Regions from separate parts of the Homo sapiens genome. Here all the other regions are linked to region 1. The links are chromatin contacts, found by Hi-C or POLR2A ChIA-PET in ENCODE. All regions are on one chromosome and are shown on one strand. Each heading gives the region's core, a stretch centred on a gene start or an enhancer-like site at or near the end of the contact. The rest is flanking DNA. Distances are from core to core; before and after follow the strand shown.

Region 1 (2,624 bases), core at 46-2,545:
GGAGGCGGAGCTTGCAGTGAGCCGAGATCGCGCCACTGCACTCCAGCCTGGGCGACACAGCGAGACTCCGTCTCAAAAAAAAAAAAAAAAGAAAAAAACAAAAATTAGCCGGGCGGGTAGTGTCGCACACCTGTAATCCCAGCTGGTCGGAAGGCTGAGGCAGGAGAATTGCTTGAGCCTGGGAGACGGAGGTTGCCGTGAGCCGAGATCCCGCCACTGCACTCCAGTCTGGACGACAGAATGAGGCCCCGTTTCAAAAAATAAAAAATAAAAAACTTCGCCAAGGTAGGGAGTAGTGGCTCACGTCTGTAGGATTGCTTGAGACCAGCCTGGGCAACATGGCAAAACCCTGTCTCTTCAAAAAATAAAAAAGTTAGCAGGGCGATTTGGCGCTCACTTGTAGTCCCAGCTACTCAGGAGGCTGAGGCGGGAGGATCACTGGAGCCTGGGAGGTTGAGGCTGCAGTCAGCCGTGATCGCGCCACTGTGCTCCCGCCTGGGCAGCAGAGTGAGGCTCTGCCTCAAAAAAATTAATTAAAAAATAAAAACACGCCGTTAACGAGCGGCTGCGTGCGCGAGGTGGCACACTGGGCTTGCATACGAATTCTGCCAGTGAGTGCTATTAGAGCATCAAGGAGATTCATTTTCCGAGCGACTCCTCCCTTTCCCCCGCCTCCAGGGGGCGTGGCAACAAAGCGCGGGAAAACTCGACCTTGACCCCACCCCCACTCCATGCTGGGGGCGGGGAAAAGGGGAGCCCTTAAATGGGAAATGGAGCTGGCGGTTCCCCCCCCAGCCCATACTTAGGACGCCTATCAGTTGCTCCTTTAATGCCTCTTTGGAAATGGCCCGGCCACGCCAGCACTCCTACGTCACCTCCCCCGCTTCCGGTCCGCGAGCCCTTCCCAACCTTTAGGTCCCGATTCCTTCCATGCTCCAAATCCCGTGCCCCGTCCACGCCCTCCCGCAGAGGGAGGAGCGACGGGTTACGCTGTCGCCCAGGAGCTGAACCGCGCGAGGACCCCATCCATCAGATTATATGGCGATTTAGACGGTGGGAAGACCGCAAGGAAATGGTCAGCGGATGACGTAATGTTTGGGGTGGCGTCCCATTCTGTAACTTCTGTACGGCATCAGTGACACGGGTTTAGCTTGAAACAGCGCAAAAGGACCTACACTTCTGTGCTCCACTCCGACTCAATGCGGTTCTGCTCTCAGTGCCCACCACACAGAAGCTGGGTTCCTTACATTCGCGAAAGTGAACTGCAGCTTCAAGCTTCGAGCGGCCAGTAGGGAGCGAGGGGCGGAGACGCACCTGGGTGCTCCCCCTTCCAGTAGGCAAGCTGGGAAGCAGGCTGGCTTCTTTCTAAGCGACAGTGGCGGAGGCCAATCGTTTACGAGACTCGTAGATGGGGCAGACGGACCCCGGCGCAGCCAATGGGGAGAGGTATCTTCAGAGGGCCTCGGCCCCTTGCCCAATGAGCATAAGAGGACTGTGCGGGGCTAGTTCCGAGCGGCAGTATTTAGGGCCAACCCAGTGCGGGGCTGGAAGGGGCACAGGGCTGAGCGACGGGGGCAAGGGCCAATGGCGAGTGCGAAAACGGGCAGCCCAGACCTGGAGCGCGGAGGGAGGAGAGGGAGTGGGGAGGCCGAACCGGAGAGAAGCAGGAAGTAGCGGCGGCCGCGGGGAGGGCGGCGGTGGCTGCAGCGGCTGGAGCGGGGTAGAGACCGCCGGGTCTCGGCCCGCACCAGGAGCGGAACAAGTAAGCGTGCCTGGGGTAAATACCCGCCCTTGGCTCCGCCCCCTTGGGGGGGGCGGGTAAATACCCCCGCCCCTCCCCCACTTGGTCAACTACCCCCTTCTCCGCGCCGCCCCCTGGGGCGGCTTCTAGGAAGGCCCAGACACCGCCTCCATCCATTGGGGCGGATGGGCGAAACTCCTGGCCTGTTGTAAGCACAGTCCGTAGCCGGGTAAACCCCCAGGAGGGTCGAGAACCCCAGGTCCTGGCGCCCCCGGCTCGAGAGGCACCCGAAGTGCGGCCCGGAGATTGAAGGCTGCGGGATGTCGCGACCTAAAATGGTGTCCGTTCCCGGGGATGGGGGCGGGGGACCTGGGCCAGGCCGGAGCAGAACCTGCACCCCGACTGGGTGCGGGTCAGCGTCCGGGCCCGGGCAAGACTCAGGCTTGCGCCCCCGGCCCCCTGCGCACCCCCCGATCAGTCTCCAGTCTCTAGCGAGCCTCCGGGAGTGCGCGGCGGGAGGAGGCTCCGCTGCGCCCGGAGGGGAGGGGACGAGGTCCGAGTTGGGACGGACCCCAGCTAGAGAGCTGAGAGTCGCGCAGAGACCGTCCCCTCTCTCCTCCCCTCTTTCCAGCTCCCCACCCTATCCTGTGTAGTCCTGGGTCCCCAGGTGCTGCGCAGCAGCTCCCAAAGGGCCTGGCCTGGCTGAGGCCCGGCCTTCGCTTCGCACGCCGGTGCGAGTGAGAGAAGGGCCGCGCGCCTCAGTTTCCCTTGTAGTTTCTCATGTGTACACCCCGCCCCCTCCTCGAAACCCAGGACTTGCTCCCCGCGCCAGCCCTCGGCAGATGGCAGGGACTTAATTCCGTCTGCTACCCAGCTTGGCCTC
Region 2 (2,624 bases), core at 42-2,541, 1.0 Mb before region 1:
AGAATAGACTTAAAATATTCACACCTACCCACCCCTACCCACACCTCTGTCCAACAATGTGCCTTTTGCAGTTGGTAATTATGGCAGGGACAAACTCACTTAAATTTTTTTTTAATTCGCTATCCTCGGGACCCTAATTAGAATTGGGCTGCCCCCTTGCGGTCTCTCCGACGTCCTATCTTCAACCAGCTCACAGTCCTTGGGCCCTGCTCTCCTCTCCATTGTACTCTCAAAATGCAAGGCGCAACGACAATAGTAACGTCCCAGTTACTTCTGAGACTCTCTAAACTCTGGACTTGCCTCCCTCCCCTCCTTCAAAGTCTTTCGAATCTTCTCCAGCGGACAAATGAAGGGACTGAAGCTGGACAAAACCATAACCTAGGAGATCAGGGACCTACCCCATTCTGTTCCCCGTGCTTGGAATCAGATAATTTAGGACGCCGGGCCCGAGAAGCCTGGATAAAAAAGTCAGGAAAAACTGAGTTTCGTTTTGACCTCTAGCGTCGTGGCGGGCTGGCATCTGAGCTGGTAACGTGCGTGGTAGGTTATGTAAGAAAAGGGATGGAGGAGCCGCCCCAGCGGGAGCCAGAAAGGACGCGGTGTTCTCGGTTGCAATCCCCACCCTCCTCACCCAGCAGGGCAGGAGGCACCCAACTTGGAGGAGAAAGGGGTGGGGGAGGTGAAACAGAGACCGGAGAGTCACGAGGGCTGGGCCGCCGAGAGCAGGAGAATATACCGTGTCACACACCTCCATTCTCTCACACACGTTGCAGACACAAATCACTGACGGTTTCCACGTGCTGCGCTCGTGAGCGGAGGTGTTCAAAGAGGGGGCAGATGAGTTACTTCCCGAGACGGAACCGGGGGTCCCACGTCCGCCGCCTTCAGTAGCACAACCAATCTCTGAACACTCAAACCGCGCATCTCTGGCGCATCACCATCCTATTTAAGGCCACGGGCTCCGCCCTTTTCCTCCCCTCCCTTCTTTTCCACTCTTTTTCCATCCTCCTCCTTTTCTCATCACCGGGTCCTCTCCAGCAGCCGCATGTAGGGGAGGAGCACGGAATGCTTCCCTTACAGCCAATCATCACCTGGCTGCCTCTCTACTGGCTGAGCCCCTTTGTACTGTAGCAAATGGGCTATGGACTTCAGTAACTAGAGTCACGTGTTACCGGCGACACAACCAATGAGGGCGCGAGATCTGTGTAAGCAGGGGGAGGCACGTGCCGGGCCGCACGTGTCTGGGAGGGGGGGGAAGGGGCGGGGCCCACTGAGAGAGGCGGAGGTGGGTAGATAGACCCGGAGAGACGGCGAAGGAGCTGGAAACCGAGCCAGGGCTGAGCCGGCTGACAACAGGTAAGGAGATTCGGAGGACAAAGCGAGCTGTTAGGGAGTATTTGGGAGTGGATTTGGGGGCTGAATGCAGATCTTGGTATTGGGAGGGTTTGCATCACGTGGCAGGTGCGAGCCCAGAGAGACCGGCGCAGGGATCCTGATCTTGAAAGATTGGGAGAGGGCAGGAGGCCAGTCTCTATGGGGGCGGTTCCCGTAGGATCACCAGGTGGGTTCGCGTGCCCAGATTGACTGCTTGTGGGTGGCATGGCCTCAGGTGGAGAGGCTTGCTGCGGACTCAGGCTGGCGAATAGCCCTGGCGAACAACGGGCGGAGGGGAAGGTGTCTTTCAAGTCGGTATTTACTCTGAACTGAGGGAAGAAAAGAACGGAGGCCGCGTCAGACCGAGAGCTGCTCTGCGGCGGCCAGAGAGGGAATCCCAAGCTCTTAATGGGCGGGGGTGGGGGTAGAAATGTCTTTTTCTATTGTGTTTGAGACCGGTAATATTGGGGAGGGGGAGAACAAGTATTATCCCACGCAGTACACCCCAATCTCCCAGTTCATTTCCTAATCCTTAAACTCTGGTTTCAAACTCCCTCGCTTTGCTCTTCAGTTGCAGGTTCCGATCTTTGGGTACTCCAGGAGCTGTTCTATAGCCCCTGCTTCTGGACCTATGGATTCTCCATCTAGCGTTTCTTCCTATTCCTCCTACTCTCTCTCTTCGTCTTTTCCCACCTCCCCAGTGAACAGTGACTTTGGCTTCCCCTCTGATAGTGAGAGGGAGGACAAGGGGGCCCATGGGCCCAGGCCAGACACTGTTGGGCAGAGGGGAGGTTCACGGCCCAGCCCGGGTCCTATCCGCTGCAGGCATCGATCGAAGGTTTCCGGTAACCAGCATACACCATCTCATCCGAAACAGCGGGGTTCGGCTTCTCCTATGGCAGGATCTGGGGCGAAAAGATCAAGAGATGGTGAACTGGAGACCAGTCTAAACACCCAAGGTTGTACCACAGAGGGAGACCTGCTGTTTGCCCAGAAGGTAAGAGAAAGCAGGTGAAAGGAGATTCTCCTGGAGTGCCTTAGCACCCAGCTGGTTGATAAGGACCCTGTGAGGACAGTATTGACTCCCAGATTTGGAGGTGAAGGAAGAGCCACTGCTGGTGTGGGCAGTTTTTTGTCTTCTTACAGCCTTTGTCCTATTTTCCTACAGTGTAAAGAACTCCAAGGATTTATACCTCCTCTCACAGACCTACTCAATGGGCTGAAGATGGGTCGTTTTGAGAGAGGTAATC
Region 3 (2,624 bases), core at 87-2,586, 790 kb before region 1:
GTGATCTCGGCTCACTGCAACCTCCACCTCCCGGGTTCAAGCGATTCTCCTGTCTCAGCCTCCCAAGTAGCTGGGATTACAGGCGCCCACCACCATGCCCAGCTAATTTTTGTATTTTTAGTAGAGACGGGGTTTCACCATGTTGGCCAGGCTGGTCTAGAACTCCTGACCTCAGGTGATCCACCCGCCTCGGCCTCCCAAGTAGCTGGGATTACAGGCGCCCACCACCACGCCCAGCTAATTTTTGTATTTTTAGTAGAGACGGGGTTTCACCATGTTGGCCAGGCTGGTCTAGAACTCCTGACCTCAGGTGATCCACCTGCCTCGGCCTCCCAAAGTGCTGGGATTACAGCGTGAGCCACTGCGCGCGGCCATCTTTGCTCCAGCTTTAAAGTGGTTACTCCAGAGGCTGAGGTGGTCAGTTGAGCCCAGGAGGTCGAGACTGCAGTGAGCCATGATTGTACCCCTGCACTCCAGCCTGGGCAACGGTGAGACCTTGTCTCAAAATTAAAAAATAAAACTGTTACAGTCATTTATCATAATAGCTTCTTGTTGCTTTTGCCCATTACCAAAAAACCATGGGCCACACTAGACGATTTACATAAAATTTAACTCAACAATTGGGAGCAACACTATTCTCATTTTATAGTTGAGAAAATTGAGGCTTAGAGAAATTAAATAGGTCAGGCAAGGCGGCTCATGCCTGTAATTCCAGAACTCTGGGAGGCCGGAGCGCGGTGGCGGTTTGGTGGGGGGGAGGGGAGGGATTGCTTGAGGCCAGGAGTTCGAGACTACCCTGGCCAACATAGTGAGACCCGCCCCCCCCTCCCGCCCCCCCCGGTCTCTATTAAATAAATATGAGAAGTTTAATAATTTTCCCAAAATTACATAGTTAATGGCAGATCCAGAATTTACACTAGGTCTGTCTGGTTCCCCAGTCTATGCTCTTAAGTTTTGCTACTTGCTGTAAGGACCACGTAAAATAAAATGTATAGTTAAAGGGAAATTACTACCATTTCCTGTCTGGTTTTCTCCCACTCTCGCCCTCAAAAGTTCACCTGCCCTTGTCCTCAAAGCCACAGGACGCCTAATTGCTATTTTTGGGTTTCAGCTGAAACGCCACGGGTCTGGGGGAATAGCGAGGGTGTGTTACATTTTCGGTCTTCCGGTCAGCCGGAACCACTCACACCGCTGCTGGTGCTGTGTAGGGTGTACCTCTTCGGAGTTCCTGGAGGTGGTGCCAGACTAGAGTGGCAGCTGTAGTAACCAATAGACACGGACTTTGTTGGACCAGAAGCCAATGAAGAATTACGTGGAGGAGAAGCGGCGATAATCTGTTTGAGGATGTAGGCACTGGTGTGAAGGAACATGGCCCTGTATCAGAGGTGGCGGTGTCTCCGGCTCCAAGGTTTACAGGCTTGCAGGCTACACACGGTGCGTGAGGCACCCCCAAAGCTCCGATCCGCATCAGACTTAGCCCAGCCGAAGCCCCCAAATTTTTATGTTAACCCAGCCTCACGCCACTCCTCCTCTCCCTGGTCCTCCGAGTCCCCAGAAAAGGACTCGTATCTAAACTCGTTATCTAATTCTCGAGTTAGCGGTCTGGGGGACTCTGAGCTCGAAGGACCCCCAGCCTAGGGTCTTGTATCACCCAATCCCCTTAAAAAGTAGGAATTCGGACGAAGTCCACTTAACCATCCCAAAGTGCCATCATCTGCAATTCTAAGAAAGAATGATGGGACGTGTGTTACCTGCTAATATATCTTTCCCTCCAGGCAGTTGTGTCGACCCCTCCACGCTGGTTGGCAGAGCGGCTTGGCCTTTTTGAGGAGCTGTGGGCTGCTCAGGTAAAGAGATTAGCAAGCATGGCACAGAAGGAACCCCGGACTATTAAGATATCACTTCCTGGAGGCCAGAAAATTGATGCTGTGGCATGGAACACAACCCCCTACCAACTAGCCCGGCAGATCAGGTAACAGGCCCATCCTGTAACTACCAGGATTATCCTTCTGCCCCTTTACTTTCTCTTCACTTGAGCAGGGGAAGAAAACTTGGTCTGCTTGTTTCTGTTCCGTCCCCATTAAGATAGCCTTTCCTGAAGATTTTGTTTTTGTTTTTTGTTGTTGTTCTTTTATACAGACGGGGTCTCTCCATGTTGCCCAGGCTAGTCTTGAACTCCTGGGCTCAAGCGATCCTTCCATCTCAGCCTCCCGAAGTGCTGGGATTACAGGCATGAGCCACCAAACCCGGCCTGAGATTTGTTTTATCTGTATTAGTTTCTGCATCAGAGTCTCTGTCCTTTCATTGGGGAAAGAAATGAAAGCTTCTGTTGCTCTGGTAACTCATTTCACCTTTGCAAGTTTACAGTTGCTGAGAGATGAGCAACTTTCTCCCCACTGTGGATTGTAACCCTGTCTGTTTTAAATCATTAATTTACTTTTTAATAATTGATACATAATAATTGAACATATGAATGGGTATATGTGATATTTTGATATATGCATACAATATGTAATGATCAAATCAGGGTGTTCAGGATATCTGTTACCCCAAACATTTATCATTTCTTTGTGTTGGGACTATTTCAAATCTTCTAGCTATTTTGAAATATACAATAAATTATT
Region 4 (2,624 bases), core at 73-2,572, 630 kb after region 1:
TTTTGGGAATGATGAGGATTACCGTTTATATTTTCTGTAAAGTTTTGTGCGAAAGGATTTGTGAGGTAAGTCGTAAGCTGTAGCCAATCTGTGTGTTTTGCATGTCTTTCTGTATGCTCCACAGCAAACTTCGCTGCAGGCCTCCATCTTGTTTTACGTCCTTGGGGGCGTGGCCTGTAACCCCATTGCATAGCTTCGTTTAGCCCGGCATGGCCCAGATTCATCCTGGCTTAGGGAATGAGTCCTTTCTGGTTTGGTATCTGTATGCCCTTTCGCTATTTGTCGATTCCCCTGCCCTCCACCAACCACCTTGGATTTTCCTTTCTCTGAGCCTTTAAGTAAAGTTTGAAAGCCAGAAATATTGGCCGCTTGGTGGAGCTAAAGTTAGATAATAAGGGTGTTAAAAGAATTTTCTTAAGGAGTGCTCAGCTTAATTAAAAGTAGATATCTAAGTTGTAATTATATTTATAAGGCCTTTATGTTTTCCTTTTCTTGGACCTTATTTTGCTGGAAAAAGTGTTTCTTTGCGGTCGACTGAGTTATTTTTCTCCATTTTGCCTTGCCACTTTTAATGCCTGCATAAGAGGGGCGATCTCTGTTTTCCTCATGGAACCCCAGGAATTAAAAGCAGATAGATCCCTCTCCCTGTGATGAAAGATCTTATGGCAACTGGGTTTTCTTCTGCCTGTCTGTGTAGTTATATATGTGTTGTGTGTGATGTCTATAAAAAGATCTCTAATTAATTGACCTAAAGGAAGATAAGCGTTTGGATCAAATATTTTTTTAAAGGGAAGATAAAAGCTGTGGTATCTTTTAGTTCACGTCACTTTAATCTTTGAAAAATAAAAACAGCCTCAAATATTATTGGTAAAATACAGATGTTGTCAAAATATAAATAGACAGACTAAATTATGCAGTTCAGGTAGCGCCCTGCCGACCCTGTCTCTTAAAAAACAAAAAAACGGGGTCACCTTTCCATCCCTTTTCTAACGGTTTGAATCTCAGGACTGTATTCCTAGGCCCCTGTTGCTTATGCTGCCCTGTGGTGCCCAGGTGAGCTTTTATTCTGAGATTGGCTGGTTGGGGTATGGATAACAATCGAAGGCTCTGTTACCGCAGGCGTGTTTCTGAGTCCTGCTCCCGCCCCATGCCCGAGGGTGCCCAGACTCACCAGCTCGGGTCGCGGCTCGCTTCCCGGCAGGCGCCGGCCTACTGGCGGCAGGCACAGAGCCCCCAGCGTGCGGAGGCGCGCGGCGCAGCTCCTCAGCATGGCTCCGGGCCGCGGGGCCGCGCTTGCTCTAGCCCTGGACGGCGCACTCTACCTCCGCCACAAGAGCGCGCGTGCGAGTTAACCCCTGGGGTGGACGCAGGGCGGGGCTTGGGGAGGAGGCGGTGCGCACTACTGGCGGCTGGCTGGCCGGGGTGTGAGGCCGGCGGGGTCCGGGTAGGGCATCGCTGTTGAGTCTATCTTCTGGTTCCGGCCTTTTCTTTCCGAAGACCTCCCGCTGCGGCCAACAGCCGGGCCACTTCCGGGGCTTCTCAAAGGCAAGAGGAGCGCGGCCGGAGCGGATCCCGGTTATCGCCTTGGGCCCCTCAGCCCCTCAGCCCCGGAACCCGCGCGCCGACTGGAGGCTTTGCGGTCATCCTTCCCACATGACCCAGGGCGTACGCAGTGCTCCGTGTCCCCAAGTAGTTATCCCTCCCCCGGAAGACTGAAGTCCCTGGGGCGGGTAGGAGCGCACGCTAGGAGTAGTATGAATAAAGTGTTTTCTTGGAGGTCATGGGCAAGTCTCTGGACAGGGTTGATAGTGCTGATTTATAGAGGGCAGTCTGGGCACAAAGAGCATTTATACGATCGAAAAGCTGCTTTCCCTGCCAACAGCCCCATACCCTCCCCAGGAGCGCGCTTACGCCTTAAAAGACTCTTTTGTTATGTAAACTGACAGTTAAATTAAACGAAGGTAATGGATACTAAAGGCGTAACAGGTATTGTAACTATTTTACTGTTATCGATGCTTTTGAGGTTACTTACCTCGCTTGTATTCGTATGGTGGGAATACTAGGCGCATACCTTCTGAGCTTCGAATTCAGTAACCTCACTGGGACCTTGAAATCGGACTGGGTTGGAGTATTCCCATTACTCAGATAATGCAAATCCGGGCCATCATACCCCTTTATTTTTAAATGCTTACCAGTATGCCATAGCCCTAGTCCATCCTAAGGTGAAGACTCTAATGGGTTTTTTTTGAGACAGAGTCTCGCAGAGATACTGCTATTGCACTTCAGCCTGGGCAACATACTGATGCCCCATCTCAAAAAAGCAATAAATTAAAAAGAAAACTCGAATGACCTGAATGCATTAGATATTTTGCCTTGATTCCTTTCCCATGAACAACTCCAGCAGTTTGTCAGTAGGTAAGAACACCTAGATACATTTTAAGCCTACACTATTAACTGGGGGAAGGTGTAACATTCTGAGAGAAAGGGAATTGGGGAGAGAAGGCAATGCAGTTAGGAGGGGCCCCTTGGAATCCTAGAGCTACTGAACCGAAGATCAGGCATAAAGGATGGTTGTTGAGATTCTGTAATTCTAAGAGGTTGTATTCTGATATCTCCTAAGCACC

The links. A loop is a pair of places that touch in the nucleus more often than their neighbours do. ChIA-PET counts read pairs that join two places held with the same protein, here RNA polymerase II (POLR2A). Pooled maps may share reads with other maps.
Region 2: a pooled map shows a loop between it and region 1 (5-fold over the local background). The contact joins the promoter of CIART here to the promoter of ZNF687-AS1 in region 1. A Hi-C loop is called at or near these places in 7 of 50 pooled maps. POLR2A ChIA-PET finds 5 or more read pairs at or near these places in 2 of 52 experiments (B cell and WTC11).
Region 3: a pooled map shows a loop between it and region 1 (24-fold over the local background). The contact joins the promoter of TARS2 here to the promoter of ZNF687-AS1 in region 1. A Hi-C loop is called at or near these places in 9 of 50 pooled maps.
Region 4: a loop to region 1 is called in a pooled map, with 15 times the contacts of the local background. The contact joins the promoter of THEM4 here to the promoter of ZNF687-AS1 in region 1. A Hi-C loop is called at or near these places in 1 of 37 single-sample maps with no recorded cell type and 10 of 50 pooled maps. POLR2A ChIA-PET finds 5 or more read pairs at or near these places in 2 of 52 experiments (AG04449 and activated CD4-positive, alpha-beta T cell).

Annotation. Positions count from the first base shown.
Region 1 is chr1:151,280,634-151,283,257 of GRCh38, forward strand. ZNF687-AS1 (ZNF687 antisense RNA 1) reads right to left here and starts at 1,296. Exons shown (of 2, transcript NR_135595.1): 1 at 910-1,296. ZNF687 (zinc finger protein 687) reads left to right here and starts at 1,666. Exons shown (of 9, transcript NM_020832.3): 1 at 1,666-1,762. RefSeq lists silencers at 546-886, 1,568-1,847, 2,128-2,287 and enhancers at 629-1,513, 1,008-1,207, 1,238-1,467, 1,514-2,399.
Region 2 is chr1:150,281,263-150,283,886 of GRCh38, forward strand. CIART (circadian associated repressor of transcription) reads left to right here and starts at 1,292. Exons shown (of 5, transcript NM_144697.4): 1 at 1,292-2,371; 2 at 2,543-2,618. The coding sequence starts at 2,006. LOC124904414 reads right to left here and starts at 920. Exons shown (of 2, transcript XM_047438213.1): 1 at 399-920. The coding sequence starts at 754. RefSeq lists enhancers at 167-276, 358-1,558, 597-676, 1,033-1,974.
Region 3 is chr1:150,486,083-150,488,706 of GRCh38, forward strand. TARS2 (threonyl-tRNA synthetase 2, mitochondrial) reads left to right here and starts at 1,337. Exons shown (of 18, transcript NM_025150.5): 1 at 1,337-1,434; 2 at 1,776-1,972. The coding sequence starts at 1,369. RefSeq lists enhancers at 1,162-1,668, 1,162-1,431.
Region 4 is chr1:151,908,189-151,910,812 of GRCh38, forward strand. It overlaps THEM4 (thioesterase superfamily member 4), which reads right to left and starts at 1,323. Exons shown (of 6, transcript NM_053055.5): 1 at 1,172-1,323. The coding sequence starts at 1,270. RefSeq lists a silencer at 1,050-1,359 and enhancers at 1,600-1,719, 1,708-2,295.